Linked DNA regions of Homo sapiens: region 1 is linked to region 2. Evidence: read pairs that join two places in POLR2A ChIA-PET (ENCODE). Cell type or tissue: Panc1. All regions are shown on one strand. Links, peaks and the distances in the headings refer to the core of each region. The heading gives the core; the rest is flanking DNA.

Region 1 (4,399 bases), core at 106-4,105, 87 kb before region 2:
GCTTCCGCTGTCTGAAGTCCAGAGAGCTTAAAAACACATTTCGGGATTCTTGAACCTTCCTCCCCTTCCGTTTTCCTACTGCCTCCTCCCTCCTCCCTCTGCATCCATTCCGCCCCCTCCCCAGATTCTTTTCAATTCTTCCAGCTTTCCTGGCTGAGTAAACAGCATTCACTTCTCTGTTCTAATGCAGCTCTCCAAAGTAAATGTTGACAACCCTATCTGATATTCCTGAGATTTAAGAACTCATTAAAGAGATACACATAAAGAAATGCTTTTACATGTTGGTAATACATCAAAGGTTGAAAGGAATGTGGAAACTCTGTGCTATGACACGGTGTGTTGATGAGCAAGGCCTCACTCTGTATCAGAATATCTCCCCCTCTGCCCTCCCTTGACCGTTGGCTCCCGCCTCCCTCCACCACATAGAGACATGCATCCTTTGCCATCCCTTGTTAAAAGTATGTGCGTGCACAGCTACCTACCCTTACAGTTAAGAGCAAATGCCCTTAAAAGCAAATGCCACTTCTTAGATATCTTTTGGCACTCCTGGTTCTGAGTACTTAATACGTTGCTTTGGGATGAAGGAAAGAACAGAATGCTCTGTATATGATTACCTTTTATCCTTTTGAAAACTTGAGTGGACTAATTCTTGCAGATAAATTTTAGCAATGGGCATTTAGTTGTAGAAGGTACCACAGATGAATATTTGGAATATTATGTTTCTAAAAGAGTACTGATTGTTTTCTACCTCCTTTTATTTACTTATTTTTTAAAATTTCAGATTGTAGCTGTCTGCAGAGAGGCAGCTCTTCTGGCTCTGGAAGAAGACATTCAAGCCAATCTCATCATGAAAAGACATTTCACTCAGGCCTTGAGCACTGTGACACCTAGAATTCCTGAGTCATTGAGACGTTTTTATGAAGATTATCAAGAGAAGAGTGGGCTGCATACACTCTGAGAAAATATATATATTCAAGATGCTGAAAATCCTTTCCAGAGAAAATTTGTTTCTTTTTAAAATTTTTTGAGAGTGTTAAAAAAAATTTTACTAGGCAAAATGTTTGAAGTATGTTCAGTAGAATTTAGGGGCTTTGGTTCTTACAGATTTTCAAGTCATGTAAGTACAGTGAAAATATCTCTGAGCATAAGTTTCAATCAGTTTTACCTGGAAATTTGTGGTGTGGTTTAAAAAACAAATGTTTAGCTTTTTCATTTGCGACCTAGTCTGTTCATCCCATGAAGCGATTTCTTTTTCCAGAATCTGTTTGAGTGTCTTTCTAAAATGCCAAACATGTTGGCATCAATTTTATACAGGGATATAAAAAAGTATATGTGGATAAATTTTTTGTAATCTTTAGGGATATAAAAAAGTGTATGTGGATAAATTTTTTGTAATCTTTATTTTTGAAGGCCAGCCAGTAAAATGGCCCAATGTGCCAGCCAGGCTTATGTGGCCTTGTTTTCAAATATACATATATGTGTTATCATTAAAATTCATATATGCATTTTTGTTTTAGCCTTCTTAATCTCTACCTATGGCCAAAAAAATTTTTTTTGAGAGATATTTTGTATAATACAATGCCCTTTGAAAGTGTAAGCCCACTCTAAGCCTAGATCAGTAGGCTTGGGTTTTTTTTGTTGTTGTTTTGTCTTTTTTTTTTTTTTTTGAGACAGAGTCTCACTCTGTCACCTAAGCTGGAGTGCAGTGGCACGATCTTGGCTCACTGCAACCTCCGCCTCCTGAGTTCAAGCAATTCTCCTGCCTCAACCTCCTGAGTAGCTGGGACTACAGGTGTGCACCACCACACGCAGCTAATTTTTATATTTTTAGTAGAGACAAGGTTTCACCATGTTAGCCAGGCCGGTCTCGAACTGCTGGCCTCAGGTGACCCACCCACCTGAGCCTCCCAAAGTGCTGGGATTACAGGCGTGAGCCACCATACCTGGAGAGGTTTTGTGTTTTTGTTTTTTTTTCATAAAATGCTTTTAATAAATCATATGAAGCATTCATGTTTTTACTTATACATATTTTCAGGGTACCAGTAAACTTTTTAGTTCAAAGATAGGCCAAATTGTACTTTTTTTTTTTTATGAGACAGAGTCTCGCTGCTCTGTCGCCCAGGCTAGAGTGCAGTGGCGTGATCTAGGCTCACTGCAAGCTCTGCCTCCTGGGTTTACTTACGCCATTCTCCCGCCTCAGCCTCCTGAGTAGCTGGGACTACAGGTGCCCACCACCATGCCTGGCTAATTTTTTTTTTTTTTTTTTTTTATTAGAGACAGGGTTTCACCGTGTTAGCCAGGATGATCTCGATCTCCTGACCTCGTGATCCGCCCGCCTCGGCCTCCCAAAGTGCTGGGATTACAGGCATGAGCTACTGCGCCCTGCCGCCAAATTGTAATCTTAAACATATTATGTTGCATTCTAAATATGTATATTTATGCTTCTTGTTATTTATCCTCAGGATTTCTTCACACTTTATTACTTCATAAATACTCTTGAAAAAGCTTTCAGAAAGTGATTCTCTGACTTCAGATCAGAAACTGGCAATGGGAAGAATGTGCACTTAAACTTGATCACTGTAGATCTTTGAAAATTCCCAGAAAGACAAATCAGACAAGAAATACCTGATTATCAAAATAATGGGCTATACAGTTTTGTGGTGGCATACATTCCTTGTTTGTTTGTTTAGAGATAGGATCTTGTTGTGTCACCCAGGCTGGAATGCAGTGGCACAGTCGTAGCTCACTGCACCTTCAAACTCCTGGAGCTCAAGTGATCCTCCTGACTCAGCCTCCTGAGTAGCTAGGACAACAGGTGCACACTGCCATGTCAGGCTAATTTTTTTTTTTAAACAGAGAGACAGAGTCTTGCTGTGTTGCCCAGGCTGGTCTCCAACTCCTGGCCTCAGGTGACCCTCCTGCCTCAGCTTCCCAAAGGGCTGAGATTACAGGTGTGAGCCACCATGCCCAGCCTGTGGTGACATATATTCTGAAGTCACATCTCAAATATTTAATCCTCAAATATATTTACATCCTCAAAAATATCAGATTTTCAAGACAACACTGGTTTACCAGTACATAAACCCACCTAGGGGACAAAGAATATTACCACTTAGAACTGTGTTGTCAAATACAATAACCACTAATTGTATCTGACCATTTTAATTAAATTAATTACAATTAAATAATATTTAAGAATTAGTTTATCAGACATATCAGCCACATTTCAAATGCTCAATAGCTACATGTGGCAAGGGTCTGCCACACTGGACAGAGTAGAAAACATTCCCATCATTCAGAAGGTTCTCTTGGACGCTGCAGATCTGGAAAACAAGACTTCCATATTGAAATAAATACAACCTCAAAACTTTTATGCTCTGTGTTCCCTTTAGTTGTTATCTACATAGAAAATTATGAAACAAGAGAGGAACTTACCTTCTTCCCTATTAAATATATGGCTAAGGGCACAAGAAAATAAGAGGAAAACTTATCCTTCAGGGCCTAAACAAGGAAATGAAAGAAATCTCATTCCCAATAGAATAAAAACCAGAAGCTTGAAATGACTCTGGTGCAGGAGGCTGGGTGGTGGGGAGGAGGGTAGCAGTCTCAATCAACAAGTTTAGATATTAATAGCCACTCAAAGCCTTCAGCCCATATAACATGAAGTGACAACTGAGCTCTGCACATAATGCTCAAGCTCTATAATAACCAACACTCTCAGCACAAGGGTAGACAAGAAAAGAAAAATCTCCTGCTGGCCAGGAAGACCACAAGGAGGCTTTCTGACTTGGCCTGTGCTTTTGATTTTTAAAACATTTTTTAAAAGAGGCCTCTCTGGGCTGGGCGCGGTGGCTCATGCCTGTAATCCCAGCACTTTGGGAGGCCGAGGCAGGCGGATCACGAGGTCAGAAGATCAAGACCATCCTGGCTAACACAGTGAAACCCCGTCTCTACTAAAAATTCAAAAAATTAGCCGGGAATGGTGGTGGGCGCCTGTAGTCCCAGTTACTCGGGAGGCTGAGGCAGGAGAATGGCGTAAACCCGGGAGACGGAGCTTGCAGTGAGCTGAGATTGCGCCACTGCACTCCAGCCTGGGTGACAGAGTGAGACTCCGTCTCAAAAAAAAAAAAAAAAAAACCTCTGAGAATTCTGACTATGAGCTTACCTGCCCATGGCTTTAGAATGATTTGAATTCACACTACCTTCAAATTCATGAAACCTCAAAACCTACAAATTAACCTAAAAACATGGAGCCAAGCTAAAAATGCCCTGGGGGTAACTAGCACTTGGACTAGTTACAGGAATGTAGCTTCGTCTCAGAGGATTCCAAAAGCTAATGCCTTGCTTACCAAGGGCTTGTAATCTCACAGGATGTGATGGGTGGGGCCTCAGATCTGCT
Region 2 (4,399 bases), core at 261-4,260:
CATGTAAGACATAGTTTAGAGACATTAGTTTAGGAAATATAGGAAATGGACTTCTTTCTGCGTTGTTCCTTAAACCATGTTTTTTGCCTCAGGTTGGTAGTGGAGAATGGACATTTCTTTTTCTTTTCATTCTTGAATTGGGTCGACTCTGTAGACTTTAGAAGGAATTTGTGTGAAAAATACTCTAGTTCACCACTGAAAGCAGAAACTTTCATCTTTGGCAGTTTGTGAAGAACACATAAATTAGAAATAACTTACTATTAGTATGGAAACACAACTGCTTATTTTTATCTGGATATTAGTGTGCTGATTTTGTTACAAGAAGAACGTTGAATCAGAATTGGCAGTGCGTTTGAAAATCAAGGTCTGTCATGTAAATACAGATTTTTAAATCAGAGGAAATACAGATAATTAAAACTGCCAGGATTTCCCTACACTGCGTTAAAGGCCTCACACTTATTTGTGCATAAAACTTACTTTGTTTTGTGAGTGAGCCCTTCAGCTTAAAAAAAATCCTCTCAGGATTTCAAATATGAGTACTGTTATATATCATTCACTGGACTATACATTGAGTCTTGTGTGTGTGTGTGTTTGTAGCTCCAAAACACCAAGAATCGTTGTGTACCTGATACATTTATTTTTGCATCTCATAGATGAATAATAAGGTAGTTTTAAAATTCTGATTTATATAGAAAATTACCTATTATTTTGCGATTTCATTTTAAGAGTCTCAATTTTTTAATGCCTTAATTTTTTTCATCATTAATCTAATGCATATAACAGCACACAACAAAAAGGCTGTAGCACCAAAGCCATTCTCAATTTCTTAAAAGGTAGACATTTTCCTTTATGGAAGCCACCTATGAACTGATAACTGAGCTTTCTTTAGATGAGAGTTATTCTCCTGCTTATACTCAGTATTCCCTGCGAAGGCATGCTCCATTTTAATTATTAGATTCACAAACAGGAAGGCATTACTTTCTCCTGATTCTGCTTCTTAAAAGTTGGAAAAACTTATAATGTTCATGGCATGGGGTCTCTTGTTTATAGTCTTCCTCTATGATGTGGTCCCCAGCCTCTCCTAGAATTGGACTCTGGCCAGGACCCCAGCATCATTGTAATCCACTGATGAAGGAGGTCATTACTAGGCGGTTTAGGCAATTTGTGATTTGACAGGATTCCCCCCCCCCAAAAAAAATGCTTCCTGTCATTTATTTTCTGTTTTTTTCATCTTTGATTTCGTTTTAGGATTTCAGATGCATGCCAGGTTTCCACTGATTGCCAGAACTCGAGATCACTACACATGGATCCCCAAAATCAACATGGCAGTGGCAGTTCGTTAGTTGTGATCCAGCAGCCTTCTTTGGATAGCCGTCAGAGATTAGACTATGAGAGAGAGATTCAGCCTACTGCTATTTTGTCCTTAGACCAGATCAAGGCCATAAGAGGCAGCAATGAATACACAGAAGGGCCTTCGGTGGTGAAAAGACCTGCTCCTCGGACAGCACCAAGACAAGAAAAGCATGAAAGGACTCATGAAATCATACCAATTAATGTGAATAATAACTACGAGCACAGACACACAAGCCACCTGGGACATGCAGTACTCCCAAGTAATGCCAGGGGCCCCATTTTGAGCAGATCAACCAGCACTGGAAGTGCAGCCAGCTCTGGGAGCAACAGCAGTGCCTCTTCTGAACAGGGACTGTTAGGAAGGTCACCACCAACCAGACCAGTCCCTGGTCATAGGTCTGAAAGGGCAATCCGGACCCAGCCCAAGCAACTGATTGTGGATGACTTGAAGGGTTCCTTGAAAGAGGACCTGACACAGCACAAGTTCATTTGTGAACAGTGTGGGAAGTGCAAGTGTGGAGAATGCACTGCTCCCAGGACCCTACCATCCTGTTTGGCCTGTAACCGGCAGTGCCTTTGCTCTGCTGAGAGCATGGTGGAATATGGAACCTGCATGTGCTTAGTCAAGGGCATCTTCTACCACTGCTCCAATGACGACGAAGGGGATTCCTATTCAGATAATCCTTGCTCCTGTTCACAATCACACTGCTGCTCTAGATACCTGTGTATGGGAGCCATGTCTTTATTTTTACCTTGCTTACTCTGTTATCCTCCTGCTAAAGGATGCCTGAAGCTGTGCAGGAGGTGTTATGACTGGATCCATCGCCCAGGGTGCAGATGTAAGAACTCCAACACTGTCTATTGTAAGCTGGAGAGCTGCCCCTCCCGGGGTCAGGGTAAACCATCATGATTTTTGGAGGTGGGTTGTACCTCCTGAACTTTTAGCTTTCAAGTTGTGGCTGTTTTTTGTTTTTGTTTTTGTTTTTGTTTTCTTTAGAATTTTTCCCTGTTTCCCACCTTCTCTTCCCCTGTTGCCAAGGTCTAACTCATGGATTTTTCTCTTTCCTCATGGATGATCTTCAGCAAGAGTGGACTGGGAAGCTGCACCTGGCTCCCACTTTCAACAAGAGCCTCTGCCATCCACTTGAGGGTATTGAGAGCCAGTGGGCTTTTGTGTAGCCTTTTTGTTCTGCAAGCAACTTTCTAAAGTTGTGTACATGAACATACACCCACATCCAGACTACAGTGATTTAGAGTTGTTTTGATTGGGTACCGTGGGAGCAGGGAAATTGGTTTTTTAAAAAGCAACTGTTTAATTGCTTAAATAAGCTATGTATTAAATCTGTCTCCAGTTAGGGCTATCTTCCTAGCATAGGCCCCTTAAGTAGCATGGGGGATATATTTTTTGCTATAACGTAAAAATTTTCCTTTAACCACTGCCCTCTCCTTCTTTCTCCTTCAAGGTTCTTTCCCCCTCAGTTTTGTTGTTGTCTTACTCTGGAGATGCCAAGTGTATTTTTTCTTTCTATGTAATTTTAGATTCGCCTTACAATGTAAATCTTCACATTGGAGATAATATTGGTTGGACCTTGCCCATCTTCACTCTAGCCTTCGTATTTGTGAAGGACTCAGCCACCTTCCTTCTTCACCCCATGCTTCTCACCAAATTTTTGTTGTCATTGAGGGCACTTGGATAACTCAAGTTGATATTTATAGCTGATCAATCTATATGTGTCACAGAACTATGCTGCCTAAAGTGATCTTGGCTCCTTAATGGTCCTTTTGGCCCCTTGGATAGTTAACAGCTGAGTAATTCTAATCTCTTCTGTGTTTTCCTTGCCTTAACCACAAATTGTGGTGCTTTTTGTATATTTTATGTATAAATCACAAAGTTGAATTCTGACTATTTTTAAGACAAAAGTCTGTTAAACTTTTTTATTGTAAAGAATATTTATTATGCGAATCTCTATTATTTTATGGTATTTATTGCAAAAGACTGTTGAAATGTACTCATGTTTGAATATAACAAAATATCAATACTTAACGGAAAATAAGGTGACACGAAGAAAGTACATATGTTAACTATAATGCAGAAAATATATTAATTAATGAAACTGTCTCTCGATTTCTTCATTTATTAGCCTGTACTATTATGATGATTTTTGCTTATTTGCTTTGACTTTTTCTTCTTACACACCCATTTTACTTCTTTCCCTATAGATGTTGAATCTAGACATAGGTGAGCCCAAATTATGAACTGGATAATTAGGTTGGTGCAAAAGTAATTGCAGTTTTGGGTCATTTTTAATGGCAAAAACACAGTTACTTTTGCACCAACCTAGTATTTCCTGGAAAGTGCATTAATCAAAATTTTGTAATCCAAATTATCTTTTAACAAATGCTCAAGTGAGTTATTTTGTACAGTAAAAATTTTTTGTAATACTCTCTCCCTACTTTGACTATTTTGTAAGCATGAGGTTTTGTGTATATTATAGTTTCTTGAAATGGGGCATATCTACAGTAGAAGCTTTTTTAAATGTTTATCCTAACTTTTAAGTTAATAAAAAGTTAGATTTATCAGCTAGACTTAATGAACTTAGTTCTGTAGATATGCTAGGAGTCGCTGGTACTGTCACTTTAATAAAGCATTCTAGAAGTTACCAAGGGAATAATTCACAGTATCAGAGACATTTCAAAAACATTCCTGTCCCTGTCTTTTCACTTGTTTCGTAAGTCTAATGTGGCCTGACCAAATTACACCTCATCAAGTCCTGTGCAATAAGAAACCTGAAGGCCTAAAATTTTACGTAGAAAAAGTGTTTTAAATCTTATTTTTTAGGCTGGTGAAACCACTACATAGCTGGAATCTTTGGGTCTGATAAAATATTTGGTCATTTGAGTCCTCAGAATACACCGTTTTTAAGTTTGATAAAATTTTATTCATGTGAGTCCTCAGTCTCACTAACTCCCTAAGTGATACATCAGTCATTATCTGCATTTGAAAATAATTCTTTGCATTTGAGAATAAGATACTGACATAATTTGA

The links. ChIA-PET counts read pairs that join two places held together with the same protein. Peaks named below come from ENCODE experiments on the same cell type or tissue, not always from the same donor. Only the 100,000 strongest peaks of a DNase experiment are listed, where the experiment ranks them.
Region 1: POLR2A ChIA-PET joins it to region 2 with 11 read pairs; 2 of 35 experiments call an interaction of 5 or more read pairs at or near these places.

The regions. Positions count from the first base shown.
Region 1 is chr4:123,313,107-123,317,505 of GRCh38, forward strand. It overlaps AFG2A (AAA ATPase AFG2A), which reads left to right. Exons shown (of 16, transcript NM_145207.3): 16 at 782-4,399. The coding sequence ends at 958. Among named protein-coding and RNA genes, the nearest start is that of SPRY1, 81 kb to the right of the region's middle. In Panc1, for the core only: no CTCF peak of the experiment used is centred there; no DNase peak of the experiment used is centred there; H3K27ac peaks cover 308 bases.
Region 2 is chr4:123,400,289-123,404,687 of GRCh38, forward strand. SPRY1 (sprouty RTK signaling antagonist 1) reads left to right here. Exons shown (of 3, transcript NM_001258038.2): 3 at 1,249-3,467. The coding sequence starts at 1,304. The coding sequence ends at 2,263. Among named protein-coding and RNA genes, the nearest start is that of SPRY1, 5.7 kb to the left of the region's middle. In Panc1, for the core only: no CTCF peak of the experiment used is centred there; no DNase peak of the experiment used is centred there; H3K4me3 peaks cover 3,825 bases; H3K27ac peaks cover 4,000 bases.